Regions from separate parts of the Homo sapiens genome. Here all the other regions are linked to region 3. A link is a loop called in an ENCODE intact Hi-C map of the cell type or tissue named here. Cell type or tissue: HCT116. All regions are shown on one strand. Each heading gives the region's core, and the rest is flanking DNA. Links, peaks and the distances in the headings are about the cores only.

The links. A loop is a pair of places that touch in the nucleus more often than their neighbours do. Peaks named below come from ENCODE experiments on the same cell type or tissue, not always from the same donor. Only the 100,000 strongest peaks of a DNase experiment are listed, where the experiment ranks them.
Region 1: it touches region 3 in a loop (13-fold over the local background); 2 of 110 quality-filtered maps call a loop at or near these places.
Region 2: a loop joins it to region 3, with 8 times the contacts of the local background. A loop is called at or near these places in 13 of 110 quality-filtered maps.

The regions. Positions count from the first base shown.
Region 1 is chr10:125,112,415-125,123,044 of GRCh38, forward strand. All of the region lies in intron 1 of CTBP2 (C-terminal binding protein 2), which reads right to left. Among named protein-coding and RNA genes, the nearest start is that of CTBP2, 43 kb to the right of the region's middle. RefSeq lists enhancers at 58-557, 4,511-5,336. In HCT116, for the core only: no CTCF peak of the experiment used is centred there; no DNase peak of the experiment used is centred there; H3K4me3 peaks cover 311 bases; H3K27ac peaks cover 752 bases.
Region 2 is chr10:125,624,369-125,634,998 of GRCh38, forward strand. It overlaps a transcript of TEX36 not described here. Among named protein-coding and RNA genes, the nearest start is that of TEX36, 53 kb to the right of the region's middle. RefSeq lists a silencer at 5,412-5,706. In HCT116, for the core only: a CTCF peak has its summit at 5,579 (motif pointing left); a DNase peak (open chromatin) is centred at 5,583; H3K27me3 peaks cover 2,640 bases.
Region 3 is chr10:125,034,199-125,044,828 of GRCh38, forward strand. CTBP2 (C-terminal binding protein 2) reads right to left here. Exons shown (of 11, transcript NM_001329.4): 3 at 4,799-4,957. The coding sequence starts at 4,856. Among named protein-coding and RNA genes, the nearest start is that of MIR4296, 6.6 kb to the left of the region's middle. RefSeq lists an enhancer at 7,034-7,533. In HCT116, for the core only: a CTCF peak has its summit at 4,632 (motif pointing right); DNase peaks (open chromatin) are centred at 1,133, 3,173 and 4,663; H3K4me3 peaks cover 1,883 bases; H3K27ac peaks cover 4,095 bases.

The sequences.
Region 1 (10,630 bases), core at 769-8,768, 78 kb after region 3:
CATTCTACCTTTTTCGTTTTTTTTTTTTTTTTGAGACGTAGTCTCACTCTGTCACCCAGGCTGGAGTGCAATGGCGCCGTCTCGGCTCACTGCAACCTCCGCCTCCCAGGTCCAAGGGATTCTCCTGCCCCAGCCTCCCTAGTAGCTGGGATTACAGGCGCATGCCACCATGCCCGGATAATTTTTGTATTTTTAGTATAGACGAGGTTTCACCATGTTGGTCAGGCTGGTATCAAACTCCTGACCTTCTGATCTGTCTGCCTTGGCCTCCCAAAGTGCTGGGATACAGGCATGAGCCACCATGCCCAGCCAACATTCTGCTTTGTAAACCATTCAAATCTTAGGAAGCTGTAGATACCTAAAAGAACTTCCCCTCTTTTAATGGGGCTTTTAATTAGCAATGGGGCTAATCTCCTAGGATCCAATCCCGTGACAGGCATTTTCCTGCATGATTATGTAGCAAGTCATAAAGAAGAACTGCTACACTCATGGTTTCCATTCAAAAGAAAACCATGCTCCCTGCTGTTTCCACTGAATTCAATGAGTCCTCCGACAGCCAGCTCCTGCTCCACACCTAGAACCAAGTCACTGGCAGGAAGGACTCTGAAGAACTACTCAGGAAAAGCATGGACTCTACAGTCAAGGTTATCATGTACCCAAGGTCAAGTAGTAATTCACTCCCAACTGTACACCACACTGTAACCCACACCTCTTAAGGAAGTAGATGGGAGACAGACATTCCAGCCTCAGAAGTGTTAGGAAGGGAGGGACAAGCATAGCTTTTCAGTAATCCCAAGCCTATAGTGACACAAGCATCTAACAGCCAAGGAACTATTTTTTTGAGGTGGCAGAGCTTGCCTGGCAAACTCCTATCCACCCTTCAAAACCCATCTCACAGGTTATCTTCTTTAACATCTTCCCTACTCTAGCTGGCAGGCTACTATATACCCTGCCCATCTCCAAGTCTCTAAAGGTTAAATGCCTTTTACTTAATCACATTTTATTTATCTTTGAAACATAGTAGGGAATCAAATATTTAATTAACTGCAAAACAGAATTTATACTCCTGATTAGTGTTGCTTGTCTTCGTATGTCACAGGCTTTCTCCTTCCATTTCCAATGGTTTACACAGAATTTCCAAAAATATAAAGGGATTGTATCTATTTTCAGGAAGTAGTCCCTTTTGGAAAGGAAGGAGGGATGGAAAAGGAACTGGGGAGGTGCACCTTAGCAATGACTATAACATTACTTGTTTTTGAACAATGTCTGAAGACAAACGTAGCAACATGTTAACATCTACCTAATCTTGATGGTGGGTACAGGTTCTAATTTGAGATATTTCATAGTAAAATTAAGTAGGAAATAGACAAGTCTGCCTTGTAGAAGGCTTCACAGAGGAGGTGACATTTCGTGGAATTTCAAGCCGGGCGTTCAAGCAACTGTGCTGCCTGTCCCAGTGAACGGCGACAGCTTATTTAGTGGAATAAGAATGTTAAAAGGCTTGGAAGACTGTCAGAATTTTAAAGCAAGTGCTCGTTGTTACTTGAAGGTCAAAAGAAGTACTTTAAAAAGACTGGAGCTACAGAAAAGCTAAAGATTCAAAAATACTTGTTTCAGCAGATACTTGCTGACAGTGCGGCGTGGACTAGTGCCCCGAGGATTCACCAGGGGATATTTTCTTGGCAGGATTTCTCTAAGAACTTCCAGGAGTATACAACGAGACGCAGAAATGACTTAGCTGATTAAAATCACCACTACTTCTGAACCAGCAACCGCAGGAGCTGAAGTGGCCTCAGCGTGTAACTGCCGGTCAGCATGCCCACCCCCTCCAAGTTCACGTGGCTGCTTCGGGCCAGACAGGGGTCCTATTTCTGGCCTGTACCATCAACCTGCGTGAACTTATTAAACATCCCGCGGCAAATGTGATCTGCCTACAGCTGATGACAGGGGGGTGTGTACTCTCACACATCCCAGAAGAGAACCGCAGCACCCAGAGATGGATTTGGGGGTGGGAGTCCCAACCAGACTGTGGTCAGCTAGTTCCTGCACCTTCCACATATAGGAAACTCACAACTGAGGCTGCAGTACCTAGACAGGACCCCCTACCCCACCGCCACTGCTTGGGTGTTTTGTTCTTATACTAAGTCAGGCATACAAAAATTACGTTTTAGGTCTGTAGTGAATAAATCCTTTTCTTAGAAACTAAATGAGACTAGAACCTTTAGAAGCCTTCAATGAGCCCTAAAAAGGTCTTGATGGGGGCGTCTGAGAAACTCTGGTGTGGCTCCTTCCAGGAGGACTGGGCCTGCCTTCACTTGAACTCATAGCGTTCTTTCAGAACAGCTTCTGTACTCTGCATGGCATGGAAGGGGTGCCCACCCACCCACCCAAATGCAGAGATAACAGAGGCCAGGCGAGCAGCTCAACCTGGCCTGGCCCCCCCATGCCGCCTGCTGTGAGCAGCATTCATCTAACCAAGTGCCCGCTTACCTACGCTTTCTCTGCAGGAGGGATTTCTAGTGATATTTCTGCCATCTGAAGCTCACATGTGCCAGCTCTCGTTAGGACTTGAGGCTTTCTGCTTGAACTCACATTTTGGCTGTCTAGGCTCCTCCTCCTACTACTGTCCCGCCGTGGATGGCGAAGGATTCATCACCCCTGCTTCAAGGTGGGGCACCTCCTGCTGCCTCCTCTTGAGGCTGGCCCTGCGGCTGGGTCACACCAGCCAGAGAGCAGAACTTCAGCTCAGCGTGGGCATATATTAGGGGAGAAGAAAGACTGATCCTAAAGGGGCCCTTGCACCCTGGAAAGCCTTATCTGAAACTGACTCATGGTTTCCACGGGTCTGGCTGAACGGAGCACCACTGTGCGCTGTGTTCCTCACACTCCAGGAAGCACCGTTCACGTTTACTGCTAAAAAGAGAAAACTGGAATGTGTCCACAAAACCATCCCTTAGGCGATCAAAAGTTTCCCACAGGTAATGGACTCTGGGAAGGGACAAGGGAAAGAACAAGGAGTTAGCAAGAATTAATCCCAAGTTCCGCAGGCCAGCATCGGTGGCTGAGAAGTAGTATCCTGCCTGTGATTTGGAGGTAACAGCATCTACCTTCACAGGTGGTCAGGCCCTTTGAAAGAGAGAACCCATGGAAGGTTCGTCCCAAGGCCTGCATACAGCAAGCACTCAATAACTGTGTGTCATCATCAGACTCCAGACATGTCTCCAGGCTGAGGCCGTTATCCACCTCTTCTAAGAAACTCATCTCTGCCTAACTCATGAGATAAACAGTTGACATTCAGCACAAGAATCCAATAGTCCTAATCAGGTCATTGATGGTTAATGGTTAGGCATCCCAAGCGTTCCCCTCCCTTGAAAGGTGGCCTCACTGCCATCCTGTGGTATGGCTGTGCTCAGAAAAGAGGGATTGCGTAAAGAACCATCCAGAATTCTGCACTTCTGCCCCAAGCACAGGGCATGGTAGCAGGTCAGAGTAGTCTACAGTCTTCGCCCCCTATACTCCACACCCCTGCCCACCACAAACATCCAGGCTTCCTCAGAGACCTCTCTGGACTAGATGCAACATCAACTATGACCTCAAACTCCTGGATCCTTTCAACAGGGATTTCCTGAGCACCTACTCAGTGCCAGGACTGTGCCAAGCCCCAGAGGCACAGGAGCAAAACAGAAACCTGGTCCCTGCCCCAGGGACTCAGGAGGGGCCACCGACTCCAGGCCCGAACCCAGCACTCAGCCCCCGCCCCACTGTTGCCCAAACCACCGAATGACTGTGCCACAAGGTCCCAAGCAAACTCTGGGGCCAAGGCCTGTACCCACGCCTCACGTAGAGACGGGTAGTGTGCAGGTCACAGTGCCCCACAGCTGGCCTGAGGTTTCTGGAAGCATGGTGTCTGTTAGGACGAGTGAACGCCCTCTGCCTCACAGACACTCCCTCGGCACCCATGCTGACGGCCTTCTCAAAATGGGCCCGTCACATGGGTACCCAGGAAATGTCCCACCCTTCTCCCCACACTCTGCCCCTCCTCCCAACACTCTGGCCCCCTTCAGAAGGGGTGACTTACCATGGGGGTGCTAAAAGTGGGACCCACAGAAGCCGAGCTGTATCAGAAGCCGAGCTAAAGCCACAGCCCTGGGGATCACGCCCACCCCTCGGAGGCATCCAGACACAGCTCAGATACCCCAGGGCAAGCCCCCTCTCCTAGCCTGACACTCCCTAGAGCACCACGGCACTGCCTCGGGGTATCAGTCAGTATGTGGGAAGGGGAGGACTCTCAATGGTAGGACCACAAGGAAGACATGTAGCTGTTTCCCAGTCCCTGAGCGGATGGCATGGAAAGTGGTGCCAGGGGCTTTCCCCACACATCCCATAGCAGATCCTCCCAACGATTTCAAGTTCAAGGGCAGCGGTCAAGGAAAAGCCTCGGGCAAAATCTTGTCAAGAAGCCAAATGCTCTGCCCCAAAACTGACCTGCCTACAGCAGCATGAGGCAGGATGGTGGCCCTTGACTCGAGGCCATGAGAAGCAGCCCAGAGGACCCATGGGTTCCCTGAAGGACCAGGGACAGGCACTCAGCTGCCCGCCTCCTTTCCTGCGTACCACAGTGGCTCCTGGTTCACACACCCCCAGCCACCCTCAGTGCAGTCTCTGGCCACCTGTGTGTGAACACGGGCCACACCTGTGCTCTCCCACAAGGCGACATCCCGCTCCCTGGCCTTCCCAACCCTCCTCTGCCCCGACTCTCTTCAGTTGCAGTGAGGACGCGCAGTACAACGCATTGTAACGGGGGCAGTGGGGGGTGGCACTGGGATGGCCGCCAGCTGGCTCTGCAGGAAGAGGTCATGTGCAGTCCTGGGGGCTGCTGGGGGTAAAGACAGGCATCCCTGAGCAAACGGCAGTGGGAGATGCCACCTCTCCTCACTTCTCAACTCTGCCACCGAGCACCACACAGTGGGGTACACGTGTGACCCATGCCCTCTAACAAGGACTTCAGGCTGCTACCATGACAGCACAGCTCAACGTTGCCTGGGACGGCACCCCCCAAGCCCACCATATTAATTACGCGCCTGGCCAGCCTTTAAGGACAAACCCACCCTGAGAAAGGCCAAGCTCACTGGGCATGAAGCAGTGTGGAGTCCAAGTTTGGTTGGCACATGGGGAAAAGAAATACAATAAAATGACAACGTCTACCAAAGGGCTGAGTGTCAGATACACACTGGACAGGAATGAACAGGGTGTACCCGAGAGGTTGTCACTTTAGCATTGCTGGATTATTCCTTCCCGAGATTCAATTCCACCAACTATTGCCTAGTAATAAATAAACCATATTAATTAGCTTGGAAACAATTATCCTTTATTCAGGGAAGGAAAAAACAACAACCCCGAAAGCTAATTCTTTCCATGTCCCTATACAGCCACGTTGGCACAGAGGCACTTCAGGTGAAATCAACACTTCATTATGACCCCCTGATGCCCAAGAGTCTCAACTCTGAGAAGAAAAATGCCCTCTAGGCAGAAACTTTACATACACAGTCTTTGTCAGAGAGTGTTTATGGAAATTTTACAATATTAAATATATTCAGCTGGTTTTAAGAATGTAAAAAGGCCCAACAGCCAAGATTTTAGAACTCGTCTTCCAATAGAAGGCCAACCAGTGGAAAACTGGAAGGGAAGTCTTGGAATCCTGCCACTTTTTAAAGAAAAATAAAATAGGATATGTTTCCAGTGTTGTCTCAGATGTAGTCAATTAATGTGACCATTCCCCTGCTCTTTCAGCTTTCAGCTTTTCTAGATGACAGGGCCAACGGACTTGAGACGAGCTGGGTGACAAGGAGGAACTTGAAGCCCTTGCGGCATTAGCTAGGCTTCTAGAAGTGCCCCATCCGAAGTGGCTCCAGGACGGAGAAATAAACAAGGGCGTGAGATGGGAGAATGCCAGATGGGAGTCCTGGCAACAACTGGAGAAAGGAACAAGGAACAAATTGATAAACGGGTGCTGCTGATCGGGGCTGCCATGGGCCAAGTTTTGAAAGGGGGGAAGAAAAGTGGATCCACGAGCAAGCAGCCCACACAACGACGTCATTTTGTGAATTCAAGCTGCATTCCCACACCCAAAGCTGCCCGTGGGCCATGGAAGCAGAGGCAGCCGGTGTGAGCAACTGGACCTGAGGCTCATGGGGCCTGGCTGCACCCCCACACACCTGTACCTGAGTGGGGCACGACAGTCCTACTTACAGACAAGCCAGGAAATCACCTGAACTTGAAAGAGACCAGTGCAGTGGAGGCGCTGGGGGGTGGGAGGGGGGGATGGGGAACGCTTAAAATCAGCCTGGCTCAGAGGGAAGCCTGGCCCTGAGGTCCCCGCAAAGGCGCGCAGCTCCGAAAGACAAGTAGAAAACACATCCCAACTCAGAAGCACTTGAAGGTATCCGTCTCTAGTCTTCCATGGTTCCACACTGTAAGTGGACAAGGCGGCTGCTGGTGGAGGTGCACACACCCCTGTGAGATGGTCAGGAACCTGCCAGAAGGAGCGGACATAGGAGATGGCTCACTCCAACTGGTGGCCACTACTAACCAGCTGGGGCATCCTGGTGTCAGGCTCCGGTCTTGCTTTCTCCCTGATAGGGTGACCAAGAGGGGTTTTCTGAGCTCCTTTCCACAGGGTATCCCAAGGACACCTGATCTAACAAGGGCCAGACTATATATTTACTATAGGCCCTACACAGGGCCAGAAGGTGAGCAGAGGGGTCTTCAGACATTCAGAGCACACACCCATACCACAGCGAGAGATGGAACCTCTAAAGCTGGCAGGTTTTAATGCAAGATCCCCTGACCAAAAGCAGGATGCTGGCTGCTCTGAGGAGTCAGCGAGGGTGTGACCCCCACTCCCACTGCGGTGGAAGGAGTGGGCATCTTTTCTGTAAACTTGAGATTCCATGCCCCACTCCACTCTCCCCCTAGGGAATCCTTAGAAAAGTGGTCAAGATGTACCAGACCATGCTGGAAACCAGAGTAGGATAAATTTTCTCCTGATAGAGCTGTACAGGGATATGTCAGACACTATCCATCTCAACAATTATGTATTTACTAAAAGTATTTCAAAATACTTCAAAGACATAGGAAAAATACTTATAGGTCAAATGGAAAATAAACTATGAAACATGTATTCAAATCTCACATATTTTAAAACATTCTTCAGTGAATCTCATTTTTAGTATATACGTATATGCATAAGAGACAGAATAGATCCAAAGTGTTATTCTCCATGCTAAGATTAAAAAGGATTTTTACAATGTGTAACATAACTATCATTTACTTATTTCTTATACTTTCCTGTATTTTTCTATTTTCTGCAAAGAGCATGATTTCCTATAATATGGAAAAATGTGAGCTGTGAGCTCCTGTCAGGAGGGCTCTGAAGCTGGGGTGCAGAAAGTGAGCTGCTGCCTGGGCTGCTTTGCCTTGCAGGTTTTCGGGCCACACCAACATTGTAAAGTGGCCCCATTTAGGATGTAAGTCCCTGCGTGGCTGCTGTACTACAAAGGTGGGTTTTGAAAAAAGCCAAGTGTCCCTCCACCCTCATGCAAGTTCGATACAGAAAAGGATGTTCTCTTGGGGATTTCAATGCAGATGTCTCAATTCCAATAGCCAATCAACCTGGGAGAGAATTGGTGGGCTGGAGAGACACAGCGAGAATCCCTTGCCCCAGCGAGGATCTAGGACCCCGACTGATGCCGGGAAAGAGGCACAGCCAAAGCCTTGTCAGGGCTCAGCCAAAGGAGACTTCCCAGTGGGCTCCAGCCAAGTCCTTGACCACAGATTAGACTCCAGCAGGATGAGCAGGAAGATGAGCAGGAAGTGGCATTTAAAAACAAATGAAGTGAGAACCAAATGGCTCAAAGTCCACAGTCCCTGAAAAATTACTTACAAGCGTGACCAGCTTTACATATCAACACCATTTCTTTTTTTCTTTTTTGAGACGGAGTCTCACCCTGTTGCCCAGGTTGGAGTGCAGTGGTGCAATCTCGGCTTACTGCAACTTGCACCTCCCAGGTTCAAGTGATTCTCTTGCCTCAGCCTCCTGAGTAGCTGGGATTATAGGCATGCACCACCACGCCCAGCTAATTTTTCTATTTTCTGCAGAGACAGGGTTTCGCCACGTTGGCCAGGCTGCTCTCAAACTCCTGAACTCAGGTGATCTGCCCGCCTTGGCCTCCCAATGTTCTGGGATTACAGTTGTGAGCCACCAGCCAACAACATTTCTTTAGAGAAAGGGTCTCACTCTGTCTCTCAGGCTGGAGTGCAGTGGCATGATCATAGTTCACTACAGCCTCTACCTCTCGGGCTCAAGTATTCTTCTGGGCTCAGCCTCCTGTACAGGCACGGGCCCCCAAGCCCAGCTAATTGCCCTGCCCATGTCAACACTATTGATCAATGGACTACATGTGCAATACTGACTGGGAAAGTGAAGTTAGTAAAATTAAGGTGGCCAGATATCGGTTCCTTGACCCTGACTCTCTCACATTGCCTTCCCCTGACAATGACCTCACCCTCAACCCTTTATCTATTGCAAAAGGCATTACATAAATGGGCTGCCTGTTCTGTAACTGGTTTAGATGGGCAGATCCATGAGAGCAGAGACAGAATCCAAGTTTTATCCTGCAAAGCTCAGAGACCAACCAAATGGTAAGGAGCCCTTGGGTGAGGCTGTGAGTCACCCCAGGAGAGTGTTCTCTCCCTCTGCTTTCTCTTCTTCCCCCAGGAGCCCAGGTGTGGTCACCTGTACCTCCCTCATGGGGCCACAGCGGGAAGCACAGGCAATACCAATGCACAGCGCTCAGCGTGGCGCCTGGCACGCCAGAGGCACCCAAGTGTTAGCTGTATCATATACCAAATGCTTTACTCACACGGCTTGGTGAATTCGAGAATCCACAGTCCTGGAAAGAAAAGAGGCCTGAAGGAAACCGGGTTCTATTTAATTTTAAACTGAATTATGAACCCAAACCTCAAGGTTGGGGGAGATTTCAATTGAAAATGAAGAGTATCCTTGCTGTGGAATGGAGCAGCAGCTAAACCCACCATGTACAAACTACTCACTTTTCAGACTCTGTACTTTAAAAAATCCATTTCAAGGCTATGTATATCACAGAAAATAGCATATGAAGAAACTCTGCAAACACAGCCATGAAGGAAGCACCCAAAGACAGAACTGAATTCCCGGGTCCAAAATATATTCCCTCTAGAAGCAACTCATTCTATTTTTAAGAATTAATCACAGTGCCAAACGAATACAACAACATCTAGAAATGGGGAAAAAGGCCTGCGTCCCCCAGACCATCAGCAACAAACTCCTTTCCACCTTGCGCCACACCACGCTGTCACCCAGGCTCAAGAAACACATCACGGAGGTGAAACCTCCCAAACAGCAGCCCCTTCACATTCAGCCAAAGTGAGTTCCGACCACCCAACTCTGATGGTCCTCGATGCAGGTGACGCAGCCTCTTACCAGGGGAATCTGGGATGGGAGAGAAAAGCCAAACTCCAGACCAACCTGCGGCCCACCCTAACCCAGGCCTGTGAACCAAGAGACCTTCCAGTCCTGGCTCCCCAAAAAGCAAAGGGCACTTGCCTACAATCAGCAGCAGGGCTGGCTTTAGTCTTGATTCAGGAAAAAAAATAACTGCAGAGCCCCTAAAGGACATAGAAATATTATCTATTGATTCATGCGCATCAAGTCACTAACACTGGGAATCCTGAACTAACTTACACACGTATGTAACTGCTCAGCCGCATTTCTGCAGTTTGGAAAGAATGGACAACCTTTCAGCATGGATGTTCATGAGGGTAGCAATTCACAAATGCTGTTCTCACATGATGAACATATAAATACACACAAGTATGTATGTTCAAAATGCAGGGCAAGCGTGCTTTCTGAATGAACAACTCAACATTTTCACTGTGAGATTAGATTCTTGGGACTTGTAATTTTACAGTTTTCACTGAAGCATGCCAAAGCCACATAGGTGCAACAGGCCTTCCTCCTAAAGAAACCATGCCAGCACAGCCCTCACTTGCCTGGTGCACCGGGCCTGCACCACACGTATTATTATTCTGAGAGCATGAGCGCCAAGAAAGAAAACCGAGACTCAAAAGCCCAAGGGCTGTTTCTTCATGTTTCAGTCAATGTACACTGTGCAAACACATGCAACACAGATGAACAAAACTCACAAGGTGAAGGGGGTTCTTCCACTCTTTCCAAAATCAGCCAAGCCAACTGGTACAAAAGTCACTCCCAATACGACCCCATGGACATCTGCTGAGACGCGACGAGGTAAGAGGGGGCTGTCGACATGACCAGCTCTACTTGTCACCAAGCAAGGGTCCTGTCACTCTCGGGTTTCCATGATGGATTTCCTCTTCCGCAGTGTTCTGGTCTAAGGCTGGGTCAAAAATCTTCCAGTCAATACACAGAAACCAACCAGCCATACATACAACAACTTGAATGAATCTCAAAGGGAATTAAGCCAAGTGAAAAATCCCAATCCTCAAAGGCGGCAATGCTGTAAGGTTCCATTTATATAACATTCTTAAATGACACTGGAGAGATGGTGAACGG
Region 2 (10,630 bases), core at 852-8,851, 590 kb after region 3:
AGAAGAAAGTGGGGAAACCCAGGGGCAGACATCCTCATGTCCTCCAGTCCTGAGCCTGTTTGGGCTCTGAATCAGACCAAAGGATTTGATTCTCAACCCTGTCCTGCAAAACAGATCAGAGGGTCCTGAGGAAGAGTTGCAATGGGTCATGACTGGTGGGGCTGGTCATAGCCAGTCAGAGGTGCCATACAGCCCCAGAGGTCTCCATACACTCCCCACCAAGCTTGTTCTGGTGAGCTCATCTTCATTGGAGGTGGGGAATGACCCTTCCTCAAGATGACCAAATACTCATGAGATGTATAATTCTACAGAAAAAAAAAAAAAGGCCTGAAAGCAGCAGCAGAAACAGAAACTGTATGAATTTTAAAGGAGTGTTGTCCAGCGCACTTGGGGAAATGGCACAGAGGGTTTTGTGAGAGGGGGCTCGGGGGCAGATCCCAGGGAAAGTGACTGTCCTTTCCGCAAGCAAGCACAGCCACCTAAGAACAAGCCATCTTTTTGCATAAAGAGATAAGGAAGGGGCACAAAGGCGGGCACAGATGTCCAAAGGCAAGAGCCGTCAACACAGGAGCCAAAACTGCAGAGGAGGCCAGGGTGACCTTGGCCTCTGGAGAACAAATACAAGCAAAACAAAGTTTCCAGGAGACATGCCAGACAATTGAGATGGCAATCTCTCCAGATCTGGCAAGGGCAACACCTCTTCCAGAAAGTCCGTGCTGACTCTTGCACCTCCCCAGTACTCCAGGTGGCCCCTGGCTCAGCCATCACTCAGCTTTTCTCAGGACACGCAGACGATATGCGTGCATCCTAATCTCCCACCAGACATGAGCCCCTCCTGGGCAGGACTGCCTTATTCAGCCCTGGGTCTAAGCCCAGAGCCCAATTCCAGGCCCAGCACAAAGTAAATGTTCAATTAAACTTTGGTGACAGGAACTGAAAATAGTTTAGCACCCCCCACCAAATCCACAAATTTTACTTTGTGGGTGTGCAGTGTGACATGGAAGGCCATTAAAGGGTTTGAGTAGAAGACAGAGAGTTGCCCAAATTGAAGGTAAAAGTCAGATTTGATCCAAAGGTTATTTTGATGTTCTGGATCAGTTCATAGTTTAGTCTAAAAATGTTAGTTTCCATCTGGGGGTTGGCAGAATTGTGTGTAGTAAAACCTCAGTGACATGTTCTCTTTCAAAAGGAGAAATAAGAGGCAGACTGGAAGGTGAAACATGACACAGTTGTTATAAATAAACTAATTTTAACAACTTTATTGAGATGTAATTTACATAACATAGATATAGAACCATAAATATGTCATACGTGTTCAACTAGATGCAACCTCTCACAGAGAGCAAGGAACAGAACGTTGCCAACACCCCAGAGGCGCAGCCCTGGACTCTTCAGTCTTGGCACCTGACCCAGTGCAGAGCCACTTTCGTGGCAAATACTTTCTGTGTATCTACCGGGCTATGTTTCTCCAAGCGATGCCACCGCTGCTACAGGTGAAGGATTTCCTCAACTCTGAGCACGCTCCCTCTGGTCATGGGTTCTGTCGGAGTTGGTATAGTGGACACCGAGGTGTGCCGCCCAGACCGCCCCCTGCCATGAAGGAGGCATTACCCATCACCTGCTCTCGTAGACACCTTCAGGGACCACGGCTGCAGAGAACGACCTCACCCAAGGTTACAGACCAGTGCAGGTGATAAAGGTCAGGCCATCTTAGCCCAACTCAGGACAACTCTGAAGGGCCATTCTAGCTCAGAGCACCCCTGGGGTCAGCCAAGAAGCCACTTTTCTGCCGCTGCCCAGTCCTGCTCCCTCCTCCTCCCTTCTACAAGTTCGGTCCCACGAGCCCTCCCTGGTAAACAACCTGCACACTGAACTCCACCTCAGACTCGGCTTGCTGGGGACCCAACCTGCAACAGTCGGCTCCCCATTCAGCCTTCCTGCCTTCACTTTCCACAGAGGGTGCTGAGTGCCCCCTATATCCTGGGCCTGGCATCAGGACTGGCCAATGTTGACAGAATAGTCATTAACGCTCATGTGCCTGCTGTGGTGCTGTGCTGTTTACAGAGCACTTTCATGCATGTTATCTCATTTCCTTTCTTTGTCTGTGCATTCATTCATTTACTCCTCATCCAACAGACATCGTGAATGCTTGCTCCACACAGAAGTGAAGATATAATGAAGAAAAAGACCTTTCCTTCCCCTGGAGAGCTCACAGTCAACTGCACAAGGCTGATGTCAAACCAGAGAATTCTCCCAGGCATTAAAGCCATGATGGAGCAGACACAGAGGCCATGAAGTGGGGAGAAGGAGGGCAATCAGGGAGGGCTTTCTGGGGAGGTGGGAACTCGGAACCAGCAGCTGGAAGCAATGGGATCCAGGAGAGCACTAAATCCAACACCGAACACTACAGTCATCCCAGCAGTGCAAGAAACCTGCACACAAACCAAGCTACTCAGAGGTTTCTATTGGTCTAACCCGGGATGGCAGGAAGTCAGAGACGTCTAATGGCCTTGCACTTCCCTCCAGCACGACCTCCTGGAGGCTCCTTCCCACTGGGGCCTGGGAAATGGAAGAGAGGAGACTGAAAAGGGAAGGAGGGAGTTTCCGGAGGGGGCTGGTGGGATTGCAAATGAAAGAATAACAGGATCTTGGAAAGCTGCCCCAGGTCCCACCTCAAGCACTGGATTAATTTAAATCCTTCTTTGCCACTTTCCAGAGTCAACAGGATTTGCTAAGTGTTGTATCTCCCGTAGGAGAAGAACCTTGAGAGAAAAAGATTTTTTAAATACATGTAAGTGAGATGTTTTCACTAATCTGATTTTGGGGCATATTGACACTTGTGAAATATTTAAATGCTTAATTGTGCTGTCAGACACACTACTTCAGAACATATCTGGATAGAAGAACAATGAGCATTAGATTATGCTTTTAGATGTTACAGAGATGAAAATATATCTTGGCTATTTATCAAATTAATCACCCTATAATCTAAAGACAAATGGGATTCCTAGGGCAGTATTCAGCCAGTAATTTAATGCCTAAGTTTTTCTGATCAATAAACCATTGGCCTGTTAGAATATTTAAGTCATGCTTAAAGTCATTCAGAAAAAAAAATCTATTAACTTAAGTTCTTGAAAGCATGTCTTTAATTTAAAACGTCATTTTCTATTTAAGCATTGCATTTTACATTATTCTAAAACAATCCTGATCTTTTTTATCTTAATTTTAATAAAAAGAGTGAAACAAATATTTTGAATCAGAACTATGGCATAATGTATTGTCTTTTGTTCAATTAATATTTTGTTCAACAAATATACAAATAAATAATGCCATCGCATTGTACAACTCCAGGGGACACCATTCCTGTTTTATCCTTGAGAAACATCCAGGTCTGCGTGAGTCCTTGGGACACCAAGGGATAAAACAGAGCTCTGGGAGCTGCAGACGCCAGCACAGGGCACTGCAGAGCCCAGAGGAGGGTGTCAGTCTCACTGGTGGATTTGAGAAGGTGCCAGGCGGTAACACCTAGAATATCAAAGCCACAGGAGACTCTTCAAAGATTATCCAAATGAGAGATTAAGAGACTTGTCCAGGCTAACTGAAGTGACTGTAAGACCAGAGTCACAATTTACTGCCTGTCCAAATTTAGTATGCCTACACTCACTGGTTAAAAATTATGCAATTTATTGGTGCCTTAAAAAAACTATTAATAAAATGTATTTGAGACCATGTAATGATAAGAAGCATTTGGCACCTGAAGGAAAAAAATGCAAGTGTGGTGTTGTAGAATTCTGTCCTATGAAAACATCTGGCTTTGTGTGCTTGTCGTGGAAGGGAGCAAAGCTTTAAAGGATTCCATCTGGAGTCACTGCATTAGCTGTGCCCACTTAATGCTAACAGGCTGCAAAGCAGCGCATGTTCTGTCGAAAATGATTTCCACCTCAGCACCCTGAATATGGAAGCATAGTTAATGTCCCACTATATCTTATTTGTTATTGTGGCCTCTGGTGTGGGTTTGTGGCTGCTGTGCAAAGTCTTCCTGGAATCATATTGCAGTGAACCTTCAGAGAGGAGAATGGAAAAGAAAAGAAGCTGCTTTTTAGAAGTTGCTTTCTTTTGGAATAGATGAGCATATCAGTCTCTAATAACACTGACCAGGAAAGGCTTCCTTTGTCTTGATTTTTCTCTCCCGATGATGATAATTAGATTTCCGGACACAGGAAGGAAGTGTGGAATGGAGCATCGTTTTGGAGGAATCTTTTAGAAGTGCTTCTTGAGATCGTGCATGAGTATGCAGCTGGTAAAGAAGATGCAGTGTTCATCTACCATCTCTGTTTTCAGAATCATTATTCTAAAGATTTTTATAGAGCGAAAAGCTGGGGGATAAAAAGTAAGAGTAGTTAACTGTCTAGGGAGTGCCTGCTGCATCCCAGACATTGTCACAGACATCCCAGGTGATGCATGATCACAGGGAGACTTGTGGCTGTGGTAGGGGGGACAGAAGAGTTACTGAGGACTGATGACGCATGTGCCGGGCATGGAGTTTCATGCTTTATATCCACTACCTTATCTATTCCTCACAACATCCTCTTGAGGAAAATAGAAGTGTGAGCTCCATTTGACAGGCGAGAAAGCTGAGGTTAAGAAAAGCTATTTCATTGCCCAGTCATATGACTTACACCCAGCCTGGGAGCTCCATGGCCTCTCTGTAGTTCGGAATTTGTGCAGGGCAAATTGCAAGTAAGCCATCAGTCAGAGTCTGATATTTCAGCCTGATCTACATCATAACTGCAATTAAGCTGGGCTGCAGAGACCAGCACTGGTCACTCACAAAAAAAGGACTGACTGTGTGGTGTGCAAGGAGCACCCTGTGATAGAGACGATCTGAAGTTCATATGAGATATTTTGAAAAAACAATTTGTAATCAGAAAAAACCCATGTTCTGAGAAACCTGTTTCCTCATCTTTCTTGAAGAAATTGAGGCGACTTCAAATTTACCCAACGAATTACTTCATTTTAATGTCAGAATGCATGGGGGGAGGTTCTGAGGTGAAAGAAAAATCAGTGTAATTGCTTCTTTTTTCAAAATCACATATTACTTTGTTCATTATAAAATAATGAAGCATTATTTAATCCAATTATGAAATAAATGAGATTGAGTAAATAGCACATCTGCATTCATTCGGTGATATAAAGTCAGGAAATGTTTATCCCACTGACATTTAAAAATAGCAGCTCTATTTTTCTTAGTAATTAAATTATAGGTGTTTTCATGACAAGAATATATTTTATAATAAATACAAATATGGCATTGTTAAATTAACTGTTAGGGATGAAGGCCTTCCCAGCTGGCTGGGTTTTGAAATGTAGATTCACTTCTTCAAAACCGAAGTCTATCCATCACCATGATCAATATGAAAGAAAATCATCAGTGAATTTTTTTTTAAGTCACTGTGAGAGACTAGGGTTAGGTCCGCAAGGCCCTATTCCAGTAAGTACACCTGCCCTTTGGATGAAATTTTTTTTAAGTCACTGTGAGATACCAGGGTTAGGTCTGAGAGGCCCTATTCCAGTATGTACACCTGCCCTCTTGTGGTATGCATCTGTATGATCACATACTATGCATTTTTAAGACCAGAAGACATACAATATTCCAAGTGGCTGTCTATAAGCCAAGCCATAGGGCCTAGTCCTCAAATAGTTCTGATTCTTTACAACAAGTGTTTTCTAGACGCCTCCTCTGCTAGGCATTAAAAATCTCAATGTGCTCATATTTAATGACAGCTATAATGGAATGAAATTATTTTATTGGCATTTTATTATTTATTTTGTTTCAGCTACTAGGGGTGCATAACAAGTTACCCCAGAACTTCATGGTGTAAAATGTCCATTCTCCGAGTCAGGAATTCAGACAGGGGATGGATTATCTGGGGTCTCAGGAAGGAGGCTCAAAGTCTGGGGGCTGGATACACTTGAAGGCTTGTTTACTCCAGTGGTGGATGAGACTGACTATAGGTGGGAGCCTCGGTTTTTCTCAGTGCGTGTGGGCTGTTCATGTGGGCTAGTCTGGGCTTCTTTAGAGCACAGTGGCTGTGTTGCAAGGATGAATGTTCTGAGAGAGAGAATACTAGGCAAAAGCTCTATTCGTTTTTATGATGCAGCCTCAGGAATTAGACATGGTCACCTCTGCCATATTCTACTGGACACAAAGGGCCAGTTCTTATTTAGTATGGGAGGGGACTGCCTAAGGACATGAATACGGGGAAATGCGAGTTATTCGGGCATCTGGAAGGCTGACTGCCATGCATGTCGATGGGAAACTAGTGTCTGTTAGGGGGATGGCACCCGGTCCTAATGCACTCTCCATCCAACTGCGAGCCAGTGTGGAGGGTTGACGTCCCCTCCCCTTCCCACTTCCACTGGAATGTCTCCAGGAAGATGATCAAGGGGAGAAGTCCTGAGAGAGGAAATTACCCAAGGGAAGAGACCCAGTCTTCCAGGATGTAGCTCTGGAGTTAAAAAGGGAGGCCAGAGGCGGGGCTGTAGCACAGATGGGCAGGAGGGGGTCAGGCTCCAGGGAAGGGTGGGAATGGGACTTCTCCCTATGCTCCTGTCTCAGGTTCTCTTCCCCATCCCCACTTCTGCCTGCTTTTTAAGAAAGTCCCATCAAGGACTTCTGGGAGAAATACGAATGACTAATAAACATTTTTGAAAAATCTTCAATCTCACCAGTAACCCTGGAAACAGACACTGAAGCAGCAAATCAGGCATGCTGAAAGGATTTTATTAGGCAGGAAAGGTATGGTCAGAGTGCTTTCTCCAATGACTACAACTGCATTTGATCAGAACATTGACTGCTGCCTATAATTATCTGAGTACATCTCAAGTCTTAATTCAGATTTTTTTAAATGAGTATTTTGACTCCTAAAAAATAGCGGGTATTTAGGAACACCAGCTGCTGACATTGTGGTCACTAATCATGAGCTATTTCAGAAGCCCTCTGTGTAGCCACACACCTTCGGGGTGGGCCTCGGCTGTATGACGGAGGAGAGCCCTGTCCTGATCTTGAACATTCTGTGTCATCGCCGGAATGAGAGAAAAGCGCATTTTCTGAATGTGTTCTCTTAGAGGCAGGAATGATCAACTATAGAAGCCAGAGGAGGATGCAACTCATTCTCCTTGGGTTTGGAGGGATTTAATAAAATGGAGTGACCAGGGGCAGCGTTGGGATGTGTGAGGATCCAGAGAAGATGGATTGCACCTGGGTCTTGAATGACAGGTGAACAGGATTTTTTTCTAGGTCCTCCCTTCTGGTGGGTAGGGGGAGAAGCATTCTAGGTACAGAGAACAGCATGGCCAAGGCCCAGCGATGTCAACGCGTGCTATATGTGTGGGAAGTGGCAGGTGCCTGGTGCCCTGGTTGCTGACACAGAAAGTGAGTATTTGGAAGCAAGTGAGGCCACTTGCAGAGGCTGGTACAGAGTGGTCAGGGGCCATGCAGGGAGGACGAACTTGGTCCACTGGTGGGGAGCCTGGCATGGTCTTTTAAGCAGGAACACCAAGCAATCAGGTGTGTATTTTAGGAGAAGCCCTCCGTGTGGTGGCGTGTGGAGGAGCAAGAGGATAGGACAGAAGATGGCAGCAGAAAGCTGGAAGTGAGGGGGATCTGGGGCAGTGTGTGTGGGAGTGGGAAGAAGGAAATGACGAAAGAGACTGTCCTCAGGCTGAATGGCAGGGTGTGGGCAAGGGGCATCTATGAGGACTCCCAGGCTTGGGGCTTTGGTGACTACATAGATGGCAGTGTCTTCAAGCAGACAGAATGTGGACTCTGACGAGGAGAAGAGTGGTCTGGGGGAGAGGTGGCACTCACATTTGGACTGGCTGAGTTGATGTGCTCGTGAGACGTCCAGGGAGCAAGTCCAGCAGAAACCAACCCTGGTTCTGCCTTGGGATATTTATCTGGTGAAATCCTCTTGGCTTGTCTGTGTGTCTTCTACCCACTAAGATGCACAGTCCTAAGGGAAGAGACTCTCCTTCTTTGTCCCGCATCTCCTGTGCCTAGTACAGGGCCTGGCACCTTGGAAGGTTCAGTAGACTTAGCTGGATAAACGGCTCTCTACATAAGGGACTGGCCCACAAAATGCGTTCAGGAAGAGAAGCTAAGGGAGGGAAGAGGGCCCAGAGTGTAACTCTGAGGACCACCTTTTGAGGAATGCCTAGAAGAGAAGCTGGTAAAAGTGATGGGAAATAAGAGAAAGGAAAGAGCGGGAGAACAAGCCCAGCTGGTGTATCTGTCACCAGCTGCACGAGCTGCTCAGCTACAGTCCCTGTTCCACCTGGCAGTATGGGCTGGGGTGGGCCAAAACTAGTTCCGTCCGCTTTTCTGCAGGATCCCCTCCCAATGGACAGCCAGGTGAATAAGCCAGCTCATGTCTCTTGAGCCATTTTCTTACCAAAGATCAGAATTACATGCACACTGGCCAGGTGTGGTTCCCCTGTAATCCCAGCATTTTGGGAGGCCAAGGCAGGTGGATCATTTGAGGTCAGGAATTCAAGACCAGCCTGGCCAATATATGAAACCCCGTCTCTACTGAAAATACAAAAATTAGCTGGGCCGTAGTGTCATACGCCTGTAATCCCAGCTACTCCGGAGTCTGAGGCAGGAGAATTGCTTTAGCTTGGAAGGTAGAGGTTGCGGTCAGCCGAGATTGTGCCACTGCACTCCAATCTGGGTGACAGAATGAGACCCTGTCTCAAAAAAAAAAAAATTATATGCATACTTCACTTCATTGCCTCATCTTTCCACTTTGTCTCTCCAGAGGGAAAATTCCCTAAAGACGGTTAATTACCTGAAAGAATTCAATAGGTGGAAAGACCTGATGAGAGATGATTTTTTGTTAATGGTGGCAACTTTGGAAATCCGTAGGGATCAACATCTCTCTAGATGAAAGCTAAGAAACCCAGTCTGCTGATATTTGGTTGAATTTCTTGGGCTACAGCTGATTTGCTTGACATTGGACACCTCCTGTAATGCTCTCAGTTCTGGGTAATGGCATCTGCTAAATAATTAGCTAATTGTTTTACCAATCGATTTTTTAAAAACATTCCATTGTAAAACCTATATAGCAGGAGAAAATGTAGAAAACAGAGGGAAAACGATTTCCCCAAATCCTGCCCCAACACAAAGGTTCTGATAGCGATTGTGCACTTCCAGTCCCTCCCCATAAGCAGACGGCTTTTTAGTTGCAAACACCATGTACCTCGTATCCTGCTTTTTTCCCACTGAACATTATCTGATTCTTTTTTATGAGCAATGAAATTTGATACGAGGTGCTGCTCACATGATGTTTGGAAAAGACCGTTGTTGGAAGGATTGGTGAGTACTTTCTAAGCCCCATCGACATCAGGGAATCAGGAAATTAAACTTTTTATTTATTGGTCTTTGACTTTCCCATAAATGGACACGGTTCTACGTTGTTTGACTGCATTGTAAAAGCAGACGCCTGGCGAACAAAGGCATGCCGATGAGTAATTAGGCATTAAGCGGGAGGCAGGGAGCACTTTATGGGGCCCTTTAGTACCCACCCCTCTGCCTCTAGGGTTCAAGTCTACCCCTCAGCATTGGATACCTTTACTTTCTTGGATTAAAACAAAAAAAAACTTACTTTTTTTGGAGCAGGGAGGTTGTTTCTGGCTTTGTTTTGTTTTTGCCCAGATGTTTAAAAACAATGAGCTGACCTTTGTATATTCATTTAAGGGAGGGGATAAAGGATGTTTGTTACATACATGATTTTTTAAAAATCCTGTTGTCTGAATCTTATTAATCTTGCATAGTGCTTGAGTGATTGGGGACTTAAAATATAGAGAGTGTGATTCCTTCAGCAGAGCCAGCAGAAGCCAGGTCCCAACTTTGCAACATCTCTCTTTGATGCCAAGCAGAGGAGGTGACCTGACCTCATTTACCTCCACACATTTGATGTCATTCCGGAGAGGGTAGGTTGTTATGACAAGTTCTTCTGTGAGCCCACTGGGGTTTTTAGTCTTGATCCGAGTACTGATGGGGGAGCAGTTTTTGCTTTGGGCACTTTTCCTTGTGAAATGCATCTCTTCATCTGCTTAGTCCAGAGCAAACTTCTTATCTTCTCTCCCTGTGATCACAGCTATTAAATAAATAACAAAAGGGAATCTATCTTCTCAGAAGAAAAACTGAAGCATTCTTTTCTGCCTTGGTAAAAGGTTATCTTTTCTGCAGACACATCTTTGGTTGCGTGCTGCAACTTTGTAGAAGAAAATGATAGTTGCTGCCTGCTAGAATGGATAGCGCCCATTTTGTTAAAAATCAGAAGGTTAAAAAATGCCCAGATCTGCAAACAATGGTTTAGCGGTTGGCTGTGCTGAAAACATCCACCAGTTCATTAATGCAATACGTCATCATTGAGGGTAGATAGAGTGAAGTACTGTGACTAGCTAAAGGTGAAACGATGGATAGTGAGCCCCTGTCCCCAAGGCATGTAGCTTGGGAGGAAGATGAAGCTGTACAAAGATGCCTAACATACAAGTGGGCTGTGCTCAGGGCTGTGAGGGAGCTCAGAGAAGGAGGTAACATTTCCTCAGCTGGGGCCAGGATGGA
Region 3 (10,630 bases), core at 1,039-9,038:
GGAGGGCAGTCTATGAACCCCATCCCCAGAGTCGGTGGAGGAACAGGTGGGGTGAGGGGTTCCCTGGGGAGGGGTCCCCCACTCTGAGTTTCTCTTAAAGCCGGGGACAGATAAGGCAAAACATGAAACTTTACCCCTTGCAAAGAACCGCACTTTTGTCTGTGAAGCTTTGCCTTGGCTGTTTCCTGAACCTTTACCTTTGCATAAGATTGTTTGGGTATGTTCATTTGTGCTTTGGGGTTTTAAGGCATGTCTAGTTGACTATTGTATATTTACATAGCTAATGTAATTACAGCTAATCACATAATTGCTGGAAATGTGCATAATTGCCTGATCCCAACATATAATTATAATGTATAGCAACATTATGAATCCCATTTTTAAAATCCACATTTTGGGGCTATTTAAAGTTATTTATTAGAACTGTTTGTGGACTACCTATAGGCAGGCTTCAACTCTGTTTCTTTACGAAGCGCTCAAAGTGCTTTAAAAAAACAAACAAAAACAAAACAAGTCCTGATTTTATAATGCATCTGTACAAAGATAGGTGAAAAGAAAACAGCTACTCAGAACAAAAACAAATAAATCTTAAATACCAAACAAAACCATTTGTCAACACTCTGTGGATTATGTTCTTTCCTCGGGGAAAGAGAAAGTCACTCTCTCATCCTGGAGGCTCTGATGGGTGTTTGCCAGGCAAGGAGGCTGCTGGAAGAAGGAAAGAGCCAGAGGGACTTCTAGACCACTTGGGTAACCTTGCTGACCCTGGAGGCGCCTGTCTTTGTTCCTTATACGTATGGATGACCTTTCTTGGGGGTACATCCCACTGACATGTGCTTCCACCATGGCAAGTTCAACCCACTGAGAAGAGCAGAAGAGCCCGCGACACAGAAGAGACCCACTGGGGAAACTCCCTTCCACCTCATCCCCGGCAGCATCTTCTCAGACTTCTCATCCTCCTGCGACAAAGGTGATGCAGAATGAGATTCCCAGACTTTCTAACTATCTATGTGTTTCACAGAAACCAGCTTGTCTCCTTTTTCCTCATATCCACCCAACCAGCTCAACGTTCTCATTCCTTTTATCCTCTGTGGTCGTGAGAACATTCCAGAGGTGCGGAATGTTTCATGAGCTTGTTTATTTAAGAGGAGGTCCCTTTTATTTTTGCAGAGGAAATGGAGAAGCACCCTCCCTGAGTCATGTTACAAGGGGACTACTCACAACTCAGCTGATACCATCCTCGGGGGACCATTTTCCACGTCTCTAACACATTCGAACAAAACGCAGTAAAACGAAACACATACTTTTTTCAAGTTGCAATCGCAACAGCCGCAGGAAAGGGGAGCAGTGTTTACAGACTGATTCTATCATAATCCACAAGAAGCAGCTCTAACAAAAAGTTACCACCAACAACAGCCATTGTGGTTTATTAAGTTCTACAAACCCAGGGCTCTGCAAGATGCTCTTCTGGGTTCCCTTTGCAATGCTGAGTGATTGTTAGCTAGCCCTCATTTCCAACCAATAGATGTTTGGGGCAAACCAAAGGAGCTCTGGCATAATGCGATAAAGTAGGTACTAAAACCCTCCAGCTGGTGCAGTTCACAATGTCAATTATGTCAGCAGACTAAACAGATAGGAAGATCTCCATTATACTTGAGAATGAGGAGACCACAATCTTGTTCTGATCAGCCTGTGTTACGAGAGGGCTCCTTCGTAATAATTCTTACATGGTATTATAGGATTGCTTGATAGCAGGCATCAGAAAAAAAAGGAACAATTATAAATAGCAAACTCAAAGAGTTACATTAAAAAAATTAAAATGTGGCTTTTACATTGGCTAGAAAGACCATTATTCCAGCTCATTTGGCTGGAGTCCCAAAGACTGTCTGTGTCCTGCTCTCCGAGTAGAGACACAGCCTGGCGGAGTGAATCCCCACGGCAGATTCTGGGCACACAGAAGGATCAAGCTCCATGCCACTTTTTCTTGCTTTGAAAAGTTTCAAAGAGGAAGGGGCTGGACAGGCCTTAGAAAACAGGGAAAGGTTGTACAAGTATCTGTGCAGGGGTGATGCTCAGATTCCAGCGGAGTACCTGGAGTGGGACCCTGGAGAGGCCTGCCTGATTCCAGCCTAGGGACCCACGACCAGGGCTTGATGTTGGCATTGTGTAGCAGGCGGGAGGGGACGAATTTTAAGGAGCTGGTGTATCCAGACACCAAGAGCAGGAAGACAAAGTTCCTACAAGCCTGGGAGCAGACCGGGTAAGCACAGCAGAACATGGCAGCTTCATGCTTTTAATCATTTAGAAAGAAAAAAAAAACAAACCTAAGGGACGCAGAAGTCCCTGTGTCAGGTGTAGGCAGTGGGGAGGGAGAAAAAAACAGTTTGACAGGCTCTCTGCATATCAATACAGAACATTCTACAAGTAGTTGATAGAATAGAAACATGGTGAGAATTCAAAGCTAGAGGGGGTGTGTGTGTGTGTGTGTGTGTGTGTGTGTGTGTGTGTGTGTGTGTGTTTGTGTGTGTTAGATGTTCAAGGCCTTCAGGTGGAAGAAAGAGCTGAATCCAACAAGCTGGTATGAGAGAAGGCCAAACAGAAAAAAACAGACTGCCCGGGTTCCTGGGTGCAAACTGCCTACTGCTCAACGCCTCTCTGGCAGCACCTGTGAGATGGGTGCCACCTGTCCTGACCCATAACAGGTGCCACAAGGACTAAGTCAGCTTATACATAGGAGGAGCACCAACAAAGCACTTGGGACCAACTGTGAGTACTTAATGAGATGCCTAGGGAGCTGACATATAGATGGTGACCCACACTGGAGTAACTGCATTTTGGCCTGTCTGCGTTGATAGTTATTGAGAAATTTAAAATATATAACTGCAAATGTATCTGGAACACCATGCATAGACAAGGTAATGCAAACTTCTGTTATAAAAAATTGGCTGAAAATTTCCTATTACACATGAAGGGGGTGGGAAGGTTGGTGAACCATCCTTCAGCACCTGTCTGGATGGGACAGAGGGTCTGCAAGCAGACAATGGTTTTGCCCAAGTCAGGTTTATACAGCCATGGAAACACACAGAGGAAACGCTGCTAGCTCTTCAATCCCATTCTAGTTTCTGATGCAACATCCCTGGAGAATCCTGGGTGCAGGGGGTGGAGTCAGCCCCAGAGGCATTCCTGCTAGTAACCTTGGAAAGCTGAGTCACGAGCGTGTTCCAGAAGCAAGTACTCAGTAACCTCAATCAAGCACCTTTACAGTGGAAGTCAAGAGTAAATTTTACAACTCCCCATACAATCTGGTGAACCTATACTGTGGAATAGTCTACAAATCAATGGGGCCTGGGCTCTTCAGTAAGTCCAATGTCTCTGAAAGTCAAAAAAGCCCAGGGGATAATTTTAGACTAAGGAGACTAGAGAGATGTAACAACTAAACACAATGCGTGACCCTTATCTATTGCACAGGCAAAGAGACGTGGAGGAAATGCGAATATGCAGCCTATACTAGACAATACTGTCCCTGAGGTTAGATTCCTGGGGTTCATTCCGGTACTGGGAGCAGTACGAAATTGGATAAAAGGTGCCATGCCATAGGTAGTCCAGAGTAAAGTGCTGCCCCTGAATTTTTTCAGATGGTTCTGGAAGAAAATCCATCATCTACTCACACAGTGTCTATTTATATGTATATCTCTATCTTTATCTCCCCTCAAAAGAATCTGGAAAACTGAATGGAATATTGGTGTTCACTGTACCATCCTACCAACCTCTCTGTAGGTTTTTATAATTTGTGAATGTTTACTTTAAAAAAACCCTTTAACGCCAAACTCCTTATACTGAACCCCAGGAATGTCAGTGCTTTTGTGTTCTTGCAGCGCAGAGTTCTGTGAGGCCATGGAGTCACTCAGCAGAATGTCTATGATGTCCCCACCCCGTGTGGCATGAGCCACATCTACTTATAGGACAGACAATTCCATATGGGCAGCTGCAGGGGAAGCCCTGTGGGTTGCATATTCCTGTCCACAAACTGGTGGGTCAGCTACTAAACTTCAGCGTGTGCGTGAAGGGTGCAGAGGGGGCTGCGGAGCCATCTTCGCTTCCCTCCGAGAGCCACCCTGTAGGGCAGTACCAGCAATCACCCTGAGCAAAGAGCAGCCCTGTAGCACTGACCCCATCTGGCAGGTGCACTCACCCCTAAACCCGAACCCACACGCTGGTTTCTTACCACCCGCTAGCTGGAAGAGCGCAGTGCTTAATCAACACTTCAGAGTTTTGTCCCCAGGTTTCCATTAGATTTTAATTATGTTTATTTTTCCTTTCATGAACAGAACACTTCCAGACATTTCCAAAGATACCAGGGACATGAACACACCACGAGGGGCAATGCTGGGCTCTTCAGGAATCTCATAGTATCAGGGAATTCAGCATTGTAAATATCTTAATCCAAAACAGGTAAAGTCCTGAGATTTCAGGAAGTGAAAAAAGATGGTCCTAATCAACACCATCTTTTATATGCAAAATAACCTTAGGTACATGGAAGACATAGACCTCAGGGCCCACCAGCCCTGAAACTGTCCTCCTAGTCCCCAACCCCGCCCCAGAAGCCAGGCCTTGTCCTAAGCCAAGGCCAGGCCCACGGCCAAGGACACCCAGCAGAGGGTGCCAATGGTATGCAGTGTTGGAATCGGAGGAGGGACTCTGGCTTGGGGAGTGGCACAGCCAACTCAAGGGAGCAGCCAGCGAAGATTTGAGTGAGGGACTACGTATGTTTGGTAAAAACCGCCAAACACGCTCTTACCTTCACAAATTCTGTCCAATCGCTGTCTCTTGACTTTGTGCTTATCCACAAGGGCCATTCTTTATGGAACTTTGCAACTCTCAGATCAAAAGGCAAAGCAGTCCTCTAAGAACTTAGGGGAACTTGCAGGAGTCTGCGTGCATGACGCCACTATGAACCCTGAAACAAGGAGAAAAGAATCCTTACTCTCTGGAGACCCTCTGGGCACAGGACAACAGCTCACTGGGGACTTAACTGCTACTTTCTATAAGGGAACCTGCCATGCGGACACATGGGACTTGCTCTTTTCCCAAAGCACTGGGAATGGAGGCTGCACCAAGTGCATCTCAGCCGCCTCCTGCTTCTTATCTCATAATAGAAAGCAAGTGAATGCACACAAGACAATCGTCAGTTATTTCTGGAAGCAGCAAATTCCAACAGATCTCTTGCTTTTAACTTTAGGGCTATAAATTCCAATTTACTGACCAATTTGAAGTGTAATAAATTATATTCCAGTGGCAGAGACCAAGTGACAGCCAGTTGGACCTGCCCCAAACGCACTCACACTGAGATGCAGACGCACACCGTGGCGACTCGAGGGGCTCTGCGAAGGCCTGCTGCCAGGTGAGTTACAACAATGCTTTCCAAAACAGCCGCGCAGGGGTCAGGGGTCAAAGCCACAGCTCAGCACAACACAAAACCCTGACTCTACCACGTGAGAACGCGGGTGGGAAGCCCCAGCAGCTCCTAACCAACGTTCCTCCGATGCCGCCTTCCTGAACCTTCCTTGCAGCTGGAGGGGACCGCAGTCAGCACCAGCAAGGGCAGGGTCCCAGGCTGCTGGCCTTGACACTTGGTTCCAGCTATATGGGCTGAAGTATTTCTTAGTGTGAGAGTGTAACCATCCCCATGACGTTTCAGGTAGAGGTGAGGCTGATGGAGGAGGCAAGAAAGGTCTCCCATGTGGTTTGGGGTATGTGGGATTCTCTAGAGGGAGACCTGACTGCGGCCTGGGGAAGAGGAGCTGCTGCCCATCCTCCTTCTCAGGAGGATCTGAGCACTTTGGAAGCCTCTGACTGTCACCAATGTGCCCGGTGAGGTCCAGATCATTAACAGCTGTCCCCAATATCCCAGCTTTTAAGTCACTGCTCTGGAACTGCATTCTTTACATTGATTAAAGGAGGCTTAATGAATCTTGGCCAGGCACGGTGGCTCATGCCTGTAAGCCCAGAAGTTTGGGAGGCCGAGGCGGGCAGATCACCTGAGGTCAGGAGTTCGAGACCAGCCTGGCCAACATGGTAAAATCCCGTCTCTACTAAAAATACAAAAATTAGCCGGGTATGCTGGCAGGCACCTGTAATCCCAGCTACTTGGGAGGCTGAGGCAAAAGAATCACGTGAATCTGGGAGGTGGAGGTTGCAGTGAGCTGAGGTTGTACCACTGCACTCCAACCTGGTGACAGAGCAAGACTCTGTCTTTAAAAAAAAAAAAAAAAAAAAAAAGGTGGCTTGAATCTCAACTGGGAAACAACATTTAAGGCCCACTCTATTGTCTTCTGTATTTTTTTTTTCCCAAGGAATACAATTAAATCAGTCTTATTTTAAGACCACCACCACAACCACATACACACACACACACACACACACACACAGAAAAAGTGGTTCTCAGTGATCTAGCAGAAAGAAAGAGGAGAGATAAAGATAAAAATGAGGCCCAAGGGGTAGAAATGAGGATAATGATGTACGGTCATCAGTTATGCAAAACATTAAGAGTTACTTTATCAAAAGGTCAGACTGCAGGTCTACCAGGTTTCTGTAAGTTAACGGCTAATTTCCCAGCAACGAAGCTGAAAAGGCATCCGAAAGATTTATGGCGATAATTACGTGATTCTCCATAAAAGAGCTACGAAAAAGCACAATTTCCAATCACATAAATAATTAATGTAACATCCCTGAGATACCAAACCCTTTCAACGATTGGGAAGTTCCCCCAAAACGGGGACTGACCATATCGGATCAGTCAGGAGATGGAGGTTGTCATAGAATGTGTGGGGTTACCCTTGAGCAGATCCATGTGGACGTATTTTAAAAATTGGTTTTGCTAGTGTTGGCTTTTTTATTTTTGGTGAGACAGGGTCTGTTCTTCACTCAGGCTGGAATGCAGGGGCAAGCTCATGGCTCACTGCAGCCTCAACCTCCCAGGCTCAAGCAATCCTCCCACCTCACCTCCTTAATAGGTGGTACTACAGGCATGTGCCAACATGCCTGGCTAATTTTTGTATTTTTTGAAGAGATGGGGTTTCACACCATGTTGCCCAGACTGGTCTCGAACTCCTGAACTCAAGTGATCCACCCACCTCAGCCTCCCAAAGTGCTGGGATTACAGGTGTGAGCCACTGCGCCTAGCCAGTGCTGGGCTTTCTGAAAGGTAACCACACAAAAAAAGAGTCCCTAACTATAGCCAACTTAAGAGTTATTGGAGTGGGGGCGGGGGGCCAAACCTATTGATCTGAGCTTTTGTCCATCCCCACCCCCCCCCCCCCCACCCACAAGTGACTCTAGGTGAGGCTGACCAGGGAGGCTCGGGCCAGCAATTGTCATTTGCTCAGGCGCAAGCTCTGATGGTCAAACTGCAGTCTGGCCCCTCCTTGACTCTGTTGTAAAAACAGATTTCCACATCAGCTGCGTCATCCAAGGGGGGAAGAGAATTAATCAGTTAATTTTTGTGAAGACCTCGGAGATGAAAAATGACAGCATTATAATCTGAGGCAAGGGGGGTTTCACACCCTCCTCCCCCAACCCCCGAGTGAGGCGTAATCATTCCTTTTGCTTTCCTTTGAATTTTAATTTGTATAATTAGATGGCTTCCTGAAAAATTGATAAGTAGAATCTCAATCATGCAATCAAAGGAAAGATCAGCCATCAGCTTCCACAAACGCCAATATTCCACTATTAAAAAAAAAAAAAGAGGCTGACTCCCATGTCTGGCTTTTTTGGGGGTGGGGGTGGGGGAGGGGGGTCACTCTGTTCTGGACCTTCTGTGGGTTCCTTTCTGCACACCCCAGGCCAGTGGCACCGACCCATGTTTAGGGCTGGCCATCTTGGCTCCCAAGGCCACCAGCCTCTGGGTCTGGTCTGGGCAGTGACCATTGACTTGTGTAGCCTCAATCCTCTCCCCCGATATCTCTTGTGCAAAAAGAATGTATGAAATGTGACATTTTCCTCCTTAGCCCTCCCAAGGAGCAAGCTATTTACGAGGACTTAATTAACATAACCATCTTCCAATGACAGCCACAGGCCCTCCTTAGAGCTGAGCTGCACACAGCGGCCTCCAGCTGGTCTCCATGCTGAGCAAGCCAGCACCCCCGATCCACGCTGGCTCTGGGCTCCCTGACATCACAGCTCTCTTGGTGATGCCTGCTATGAAAACCAGGCTCCACTCATAAATCAATTTTTCCCCCCTAAACACCAAACAATACGGGCACAAATAAGGAAGGAACAAAAGCAGAGGGAACGTGTTTCACTATTCCACTTCTGCTGAAATTGTTCCTCAAATCATGCCAGGGGCGGAATCGTGGGTGGAGGGAGTTCTAGACCCCACTCGTGGAATGAGCTTGGATGAGCTGTTCTGGAGACTCAGGCTCCTTGTCTGTAGAATGGGATGTCACTGTGATGTCCCAGAGTGGCAGTGAGGACCAGCCAGTGAGGATATGCACAAAAACACTCGGTGGGAGCCTGCAGGTCTCTGTGAGCTGCTCCTGCCTTTCCTTTGACACCCCCTTGCACACTCATCCCCGCAGCGAATAATCATTCCCTTCTGGCTGAGGCTGGGAGGTAAACCTCAGTGAAGGTCAAGGTCAACAGGAAAGCTGTATCTTTTCAAAAGGAAGAAGAGTGCCCTGAAGCCAAACCGCACAAGAAACACTACCTCCTCCCAAAAGGAAAGTTACGGGTATCACAGGCCAAACTCCAACCAAAGATCAGAAACGTGGACCTTAAATTTTATTTGCTTTAAGTGAGGGCTGTGATCTAGGGCTGAAATATTTGGTGCCAAGAAATTCAACTCATTTCTGAAGATGAACAAGGCTTGGAAAAGAAAGCCACTTGTAGATACTTGGTTGTTTCCAGAGGGGACGGGTATGGAAGATTTGTTCCGTGGAGGTATCACAGAGAATGTGACATTTTTGAAGACGTGAGAGAACAAAAAGGAAAAACGGCACATTTTACAAACCCTTGCTTGGCTATCAAACTCCAACATATCCAGAATCAAGGGCAGGGGAAAGGGGAGGGTTCCCCTCATCAAGCACAGTCTAAAATCTGGGCAGGTTAATTTTACTCAATGACCATCACCAGCTCCTCGCCACCATCATGAGGTTCTCTACCAAGCGCCCTTAAGGTTACACAGCACAAAAACCTGGGATCAACTCAGTTTTATAGACCCTCTCGATTTCTTTTCTTTTTCTATTTCTTTTTCTTTTTTGAGAAGGAGTCTTGCTCTGTCGCCCAGGCTGGAGTGCAGGGGCGCAATCTGGGCTCACTGCAAGCTCCGCCTCCCAGGTTCACGCCATTCTCCTCCCTCACAGCCTCCCGAGTAGCTGGGACTACAAGTGCCGCCACCACGCCCGGCTACTTTTTGTACTTTTAGTAGAGACTGGGTTTCACCGTGTTAGCCAGGATGGTCTCGATCTCCTGACCTCGTGATCTGTCTGCCTCAGCCTCCCAAAGTGCTGGGATTATAGGTGTAAGCAACCGTGCCCGGCCGACCCTCTCGATTTCTTGACTCCACTTCCTAGCCTTCATCAAGAATAGGCAGCTGAAGGGATTTATAGAGTAAGTGCATGCCTTTGACAGTGCCTTTCTTCAAAATGAAATTTCTCTCAAATCCAGTTAAACATGATGATGGCTTTCAATTCTTTCAAGGAAATCTATTTAAACATTCTGTTAATAAAGGCAGACCGAGTTTCACAATATGCTCACAAATTAATATCATCGTAGTTAAGCAAGTCCTGCCAAAGTTCTCTGAGTGTGTCCCCGGAGAACTCAGATCTCACTGTTAAGCATGAGTGGGGCGCAGACTTTCTGTTTGAGAGGTTGAGGCGATCCAATGCAGGAAGAAAAGATTCCCTGCAACCCAGATGGCCGCATCAATGCACAAGGTCCACCACCCTTCTGAGCCTGGGATCCCAAACGACAGGACTCACTCCTGGAAAGCTTCCTTCACCGCAGCCTACAGGGCCTCTCAGTGCACCCACAGGCTCATCCAGGAGCCTGTGCGACCACTGTGCCAAGATGAGGAGACAGCAACAGTCCAGGCGGTGGTGACACCCAGCTCTTGCACACATAGCCGAGGATCCTGCTGGTGTGGTGCTGGCGGCACATCTGCAGATACGGTGCCAGTTAACAGGGCCTTGAGAACGCCAGCCCACCAATGACTTCTGCCCAGAAAACACTCTGACTTTTCATCCGGAGTTAACAGCCACATGTGCTCAGGCCACCTCAAAAGAGCACATTCCATAGGCTTCAGAAGCCAAACTTGTGCAACAGATGTCTTTCTTAGGAAGAGAGCTGGGTAGAATCTTCTGAACGGGTGATGAGCATTTTATTTTGTAAACTACACTTGGAAAAAACTACTAAAAACCAGATATAAGCAGGGCACAGTGGCGTGTGCCTCTAGTCTCCCTCCTCAGAAGGCTGAGACGGGCAGCTCTCTTGAGGCTGTGATGTGCCACGATCGCACCTGTGAATAAAGCCACTGCACTCCAGCCTGGGCCACCCAGTGAGAGCCTGTCTCAAACTTAAAGCAACAGCAAAGCCAGATATAACAAAATAAACGTCCTAAAGGAGTCAGGGATCA